2 separate regions of the Homo sapiens genome follow, and region 2 is linked to region 1. Evidence: read pairs that join two places in POLR2A ChIA-PET (ENCODE). Cell type or tissue: HepG2. All regions are shown on one strand. Each heading gives the region's core, and the rest is flanking DNA. Links, peaks and the distances in the headings are about the cores only.

Region 1 (2,895 bases), core at 159-2,658:
GTGTTCGTGTCCCCAGGCGCCCTCGCTGCAGCCCCGCCCCCGTGGGTCTCTGACTCTGTCGCTTTTCTCTAAGTAAAGATTTCACGTCCACCGGAGGCTTCCATCTCTCCTGCGCGTCCTCTGCCGGGCTGGCCTTTCTCCCGCCCCCCACCCCGCCAGTTGTGAGTGAGGCCGGCATTGTGCTCCCCCCAGGGACCCCCGAAGGACCCAGGAGAGACCCCGTGGGGGGCAGCTCCCAGGAAGCCGTGGTGCGCCCAGGCGGAGCACGCGCATCCTCGCGCTGCGTGGTCCGGGCCTTGTCCAAGCCCCACCGGGATGTGCCTTAATGGCGGGGCTCCGGCCCACCCAGGGGAGCCTCGGGTCCATCCCTATCCGCTGCCCAGCCCCTTGTCCTGCTGGTTCCCCGACCCCCCGCCCCCATCTACCTGGTGCTGGGCCTGGGCCCCGGGCGTTCCCCCTCTGACAGGAGTGTCTGCCTCCCGGGGGACCCCTGGTTCTGGGCGGCACCCATGAGCAGCTCCTGCCTCCTAGATGTGTGGCCCACAGGCATAAATGACCAAGTGAAGAAAGGAGTGAATGGGGGCGTCTGAGTGGGGAGTGGGGCCTGATGAGGGGTGAGCTCTGGTTCCTGGGGGCTGGGGTCTCCCGTGTCCCTGGAGCCAGATGAAAGATGGTGAGGCTGAAACGCCAGGGGAGCCTGGAGCTGCCATGAGTCTCCCCCAGCATCCCCACCCCAGCCCCAGCATCCCCACCCCAGCCCCAGCATCCCCACCCCAGCCCCAGCCAACTCCCGGCACTGAACACTACAGGGAATGGACTTCCGGCAGATCTCACCCACCACCTGCACCACCCCAGCCAGCAGCAGCTCTGCAGCCCCGCCCACCCCAGCCAGCAGCAGCTCTGCAGCCCCGCCCACCCCAGCCAGCAGCAGCTCTGCAGCCCCGCCCACCCCAGCCAATTGCAGCACTGCAGCCCCGCCCACCCCAGCCAATTGCAGCACTGCAGCCCCGCCCACCCCAGCCAGCAGCGGCTCTGCAGCCCCGCCCACCCCAGCCCCCGACCATTGGTGGATGGAAGCCCCCCACCATTGGCTCCCAGGCTTGCTGGCTAGGTGCGGGTCTAGGCAGCTTCCCAGCTCAGTGGGACTGGCCTGCTTTGGAACAGCGGCAGTGCCCAGGAAGCCTGTGAACTGGGCCTGCCAGGGAAGCCATGGTGAGCTGGAAGCCAGCCAGGTGGGGTCAGGGAAGGCAGGGCCATGCACACCACACCCTTCACTGCTGGGCTTCTAAGGGCATTGGCCAGATGAACAAGCACACGCAGAACTGAATTGGCCCTGATGGCCTGCAAGGGAGGGGGGCCCGGGGCCTGGGGCGTCAGCTGGGATATATGGGGGCAGGGAGTCTCTGCATGGCCGATGTTTGAATTAAAATACAGCTTTCCCCTGTATTTTATTATTATTATTATTATTATTATTATTATTATTATTATTATTATTTTGAGAGGGAGTCTAGCTCTGTCGCCCGGGCTGGAGCGCAGTGGCGCGGTCTCAGGTCACTGCAAGCTCCGCCTCCCGGGTTCCCACCATTCTCCTGCCTCAGCTTCCTGAGTATCTGGGACTACAGGCGCCCGCCACTACGCCCAGCTAATTTTTTGTATTTTTAGTAGAGACGGGGTTTCACTGCGTTAGCAAGGATGATCTCAATCTCCTGATCTCGTGATCCGCCCGCGTCGGCCTCCCAAAGTGCTGGGATTACAGATGTGAGCCACCGCGCCCGGCCTTATTATTATTATTTTTTTGAGATGGAGTCTCGCTCTGTCACCCAGGCTGGAGTGCAGTGGCACGGTCTCGGCTCACTGCAAGCTCCGCCTCCCGAGTTCACACCATTCTCCTGCCTCAGCCTCCTGAGTAGCTGGGACTACAGGCGCCCGCCATCGCGCCCAGCTAAGTTTTTGTATTTTTAGTAGAGATGGGGTTTCACCATGATAGCCAGGATGGTCTCAATCTCCTGACTTCATGATCCATCCACGTCAGCCTCCCAAAGTACTGGGATTACAGGCGTGAGCCACCACGCCCAGTCTGTATTTTTTTTTTTAACATTTCGAGATAATTTCAAATTTGGAGAACAACTGTGATCATGTAAAGAACTCCCATGCACCCTTTACTGAGATTGCCCAGTGGCTGATGCCCTAATCCCTTTAGTGTTGCTGTAAAAAAAAGGAGGTTTATTTGGCTCACAGTTCTGGAGGCTGTACAAGAAGCACAGCATCAGCATCTGCTTTTGGTGGGGCCTCAGGCTGTGTCCACGTATGCTGGATGGGGAAGCAGGCCTGGTGTGCAGAGACCACAGGGCCAGAGAGGAAGCAGGAGAAGGATGGAGGGAGGTGCTAGGTTCTTTTTCTTTTTTTGAGACAGGGTATGCTCTGTTGCCCAGGCTGGAGTGCAGTGGCACAATCACAGCTTGCTGCAGCCTCCACCTCTTGGGCTCAAGTGATCCTCCCATCTCAGCCTCCTGAGTAGCTGGGGTTACAGACATTGACCATATCATCTCTTTTGTAGAGACAGGGTTTTGAAACGTTGCCCAGGCTGGTCTTGAACTCAAGTGATCCACCTGCCTTGGCCTCCCAAAGTGCTGGGATGACAGGTGTGAGCCATTGCACCTGGCCATACCAGACTCTTTAACAATCAATTCTCGGCTGGGCGCAATGGCTCACGCCTGTCATCCCAGCACTTTGGGAGGCCAAGGTGGGCAGATCACTGTAGGGTCCAGTCCTAAGGGGCTTAGCAGGTGTTCTCCCCATGTGCGGAGACGAGAGATTGTAAGAAATAAAGACACAAGACAAAGAGATAAAGAGAAAACAGCTGGGCCTGGGGGACCAATACCATCAAGAGGCGGA
Region 2 (2,895 bases), core at 170-2,669, 53 kb after region 1:
TGGGACAGGTGCATCCTCCGCCACCCACCCTCCCTGCTGTACCTTCCGCCACCCTGCCTGACCCCCAGGACTCCACCACCTCTCCAGCTATATCAGAAACTCAACTTCCGTGTGGTCCTGGTGGGCCTGGAGATTTGGAATAGTCAGGACAGGTTCCACGTCAGCCCCGACCCCAGTGTCACACTGGAGAACCTCCTGACCTGGCAGGCACGGCAACGGACACGGCGGCACCTGCATGACAACGTACAGCTCATCACGTGAGCTGGCGGAGCGGGCAGGGTGGGGAGGGCTGGGGAGGGAGGGCGGGCAGGGTGGGGTGGAAGGGAGAGCAGGGCTGGGGTGGGAGGGAAGTGGGGAGGGAGCCGTGTCCAGGGCATCTGTGTCACTCCCACTTCCAGGGGTGTCGACTTCACCGGGACTACCGTGGGGTTTGCCAGGGTGTCCGCCATGTGCTCCCACAGCTCAGGGGCTGTGAACCAGGTGAGGGGGCTCCTGCCCGGGTTTGCCAGGCCGAGGCCAGAGCTGGATAGGGGAGGGGACGCCTCGGTCCAGGTCTCTGGAGCAGGCCACCTCCCCTCAGGCCAGGTTTAATGCCTGATTTTATGTTTTAAGGTGGTGTTGGCGGGAAGCTGTGCCAAGTCCTGGGCCCTGGTGGGGTGAGGGTGGCAGGCGTGGGGAGTTGGCCACATGGTTCCTGAGAGCACAGACCCTCCTGCAGGACCACAGCAAGAACCCCGTGGGCGTGGCCTGTACCATGGCCCATGAGATGGGCCACAACCTGGGCATGGACCATGATGAGAACGTCCAGGGCTGCCGCTGCCAGGAACGCTTCGAGGCCGGCCGCTGCATCATGGCGGGCAGCATTGGGTGAGGCGGCCAGGCCCTGCAGAGCCAGGGTATGCTGGAGGTACGAGGTGGGTGGGGAAGGGGCCAGGCCGCCTCCCCCAATGCTGCCCCGCCTCCCCAGCTCCAGTTTCCCCAGGATGTTCAGTGACTGCAGCCAGGCCTACCTGGAGAGCTTTTTGGAGCGGCCGCAGTCGGTGTGCCTCGCCAACGCCCCTGACCTCAGCCACCTGGTGGGCGGCCCCGTGTGTGGGAACCTGTTTGTGGAGCGTGGGGAGCAGTGCGACTGCGGCCCCCCCGAGGTGCGTCCATGCCCCATACCTGCTCCCGTCAGCACTGGGTGCCACAACCTCTGTCCCTTCAGGCCAGGGTGACCACTGCACATCCACACGTGGAACTTGGGGCTCTGTGGGTGTCCAGAGCGGTCACAGGGAGGGAGTGGCTGCAGGGCACCCCAGTGGTCAGGGGAGGCGGCCAGGTCCGCCCTGGAGCCCAGCCCGGCCCCAGTGCAGCCTGCCAAGGCCTTTGCCGTCGCCCCAGGACTGCCGGAACCGCTGCTGCAACTCTACCACCTGCCAGCTGGCTGAGGGGGCCCAGTGTGCGCACGGTACCTGCTGCCAGGAGTGCAAGGTGAGTGCAGCCTCCCACCAGTGACCCCCAGAGCCCATGGCTGGCAGGTGGGAAGGGACCCTGGGGCACCAGGGACCAGGCAGCTTGCGTGGACCTGTCCCCATGGTGAGCTGTTCTCTGCTGGGCCAGGTGAAGCCGGCTGGTGAGCTGTGCCGTCCCAAGAAGGACATGTGTGACCTCGAGGAGTTCTGTGACGGCCGGCACCCTGAGTGCCCGGAAGACGCCTTCCAGGAGAACGGCACGCCCTGCTCCGGGGGCTACTGCTACAACGGGGCCTGTCCCACACTGGCCCAGCAGTGCCAGGCCTTCTGGGGGCCAGGTGAAGTGGGCACAGAGCTGGCCTGGCAGGGTGGCTGCAGGCCTTGCCAGGGCTAACCCGCTTCTGGTCCCACAGGTGGGCAGGCTGCCGAGGAGTCCTGCTTCTCCTATGACATCCTACCAGGCTGCAAGGCCAGCCGGTACAGGTGAGCTGAGACCGCCCTGGGCCCAGGACATGTGCTGTTCCCACAGCGGGGTCAGCCCCAGAAGGGCCTCTGCAAAGGGTCCTGCTCCCATGAGGGTCTGCTCTGGACCCATGGACCCCAGGCTCAAGCGCACCGTGTTGTGGGAGGGAGGTGGGTCACTGTGGCTCCTGGGCTCCCCAGCATGCTCCCAGGCAAGCTGGCCCACGACCTGCCGTCCATCCACAGGGCTGACATGTGTGGCGTTCTGCAGTGCAAGGGTGGGCAGCAGCCCCTGGGGCGTGCCATCTGCATCGTGGATGTGTGCCACGCGCTCACCACAGAGGATGGCACTGCGTATGAACCAGTGCCCGAGGGCACCCGGTGTGGACCAGAGAAGGTGAGCCCCTGGCTCAGAGGCCGCGCCACCCCCCAGGCATCCCGGGCATGTGCCCCACGTGGGTGCAGATGCGTTTCTGAGCTTGGCAGCTGCTCGAGGCCATGGGAACAGAGTTCTCTCCGCGCTTCTAGTAGAGACTGAAAGGTTTCCGGGGGTGGGGAGAGACATGGTTCTCAGTTCATCTGATGGCCGTCGCCGGCGGCCACGTGCCCCAGGAGGGCCACTTCCCAGGGGCTTTGGGGGTAGGCAGCCGGCAGATGGGCTGAAGCACAGCCACCTTGGACGTGGTGACCACAGCCCACCCCCAGCTTACCATGCAGTTTCAAGGGACGCTGGCGGGGCAGAGGTCCAGAGCGGCTGCCTGAGAGACGCCTCCTACCCCCAGGTTTGCTGGAAAGGACGTTGCCAGGACTTACACGTTTACAGATCCAGCAACTGCTCTGCCCAGTGCCACAACCATGGGGTATGTGTGGCCTCTCGGGACAGGGCCCCTGCACAGAGGCTGCCGCTCTGAGGGAGCCGGTGCTGGGGACAGCTCTGGACACGGGAGCCTGAGGCTGGGGGAGCCTGGCGTGTCCTGTC

What was found. ChIA-PET counts read pairs that join two places held together with the same protein. Peaks named below come from ENCODE experiments on the same cell type or tissue, not always from the same donor. Only the 100,000 strongest peaks of a DNase experiment are listed, where the experiment ranks them.
Region 2: POLR2A ChIA-PET joins it to region 1 with 8 read pairs; 6 of 35 experiments call an interaction of 5 or more read pairs at or near these places.

What each region holds. Positions count from the first base shown.
Region 1 is chr10:133,322,623-133,325,517 of GRCh38, reverse strand. All of the region lies in intron 5 of ZNF511-PRAP1 (ZNF511-PRAP1 readthrough), which reads right to left. It overlaps CALY (calcyon neuron specific vesicular protein), which reads left to right. Exons shown (of 6, transcript NM_015722.4): 6 at 1-1,446. Among named protein-coding and RNA genes, the nearest start is that of CALY, 13 kb to the left of the region's middle. RefSeq lists a silencer at 906-955. In HepG2, for the core only: no CTCF peak of the experiment used is centred there; DNase peaks (open chromatin) are centred at 927 and 1,237; H3K4me3 peaks cover 690 bases; H3K27me3 peaks cover 439 bases.
Region 2 is chr10:133,269,778-133,272,672 of GRCh38, reverse strand. It overlaps ADAM8 (ADAM metallopeptidase domain 8), which reads left to right. Exons shown (of 23, transcript NM_001109.5): 9 at 88-257; 10 at 399-480; 11 at 719-867; 12 at 968-1,145; 13 at 1,384-1,473; 14 at 1,603-1,792; 15 at 1,868-1,937; 16 at 2,163-2,313; 17 at 2,699-2,776. Among named protein-coding and RNA genes, the nearest start is that of ADAM8, 5.6 kb to the left of the region's middle. RefSeq lists an enhancer at 1,408-2,164. In HepG2, for the core only: no CTCF peak of the experiment used is centred there; no DNase peak of the experiment used is centred there.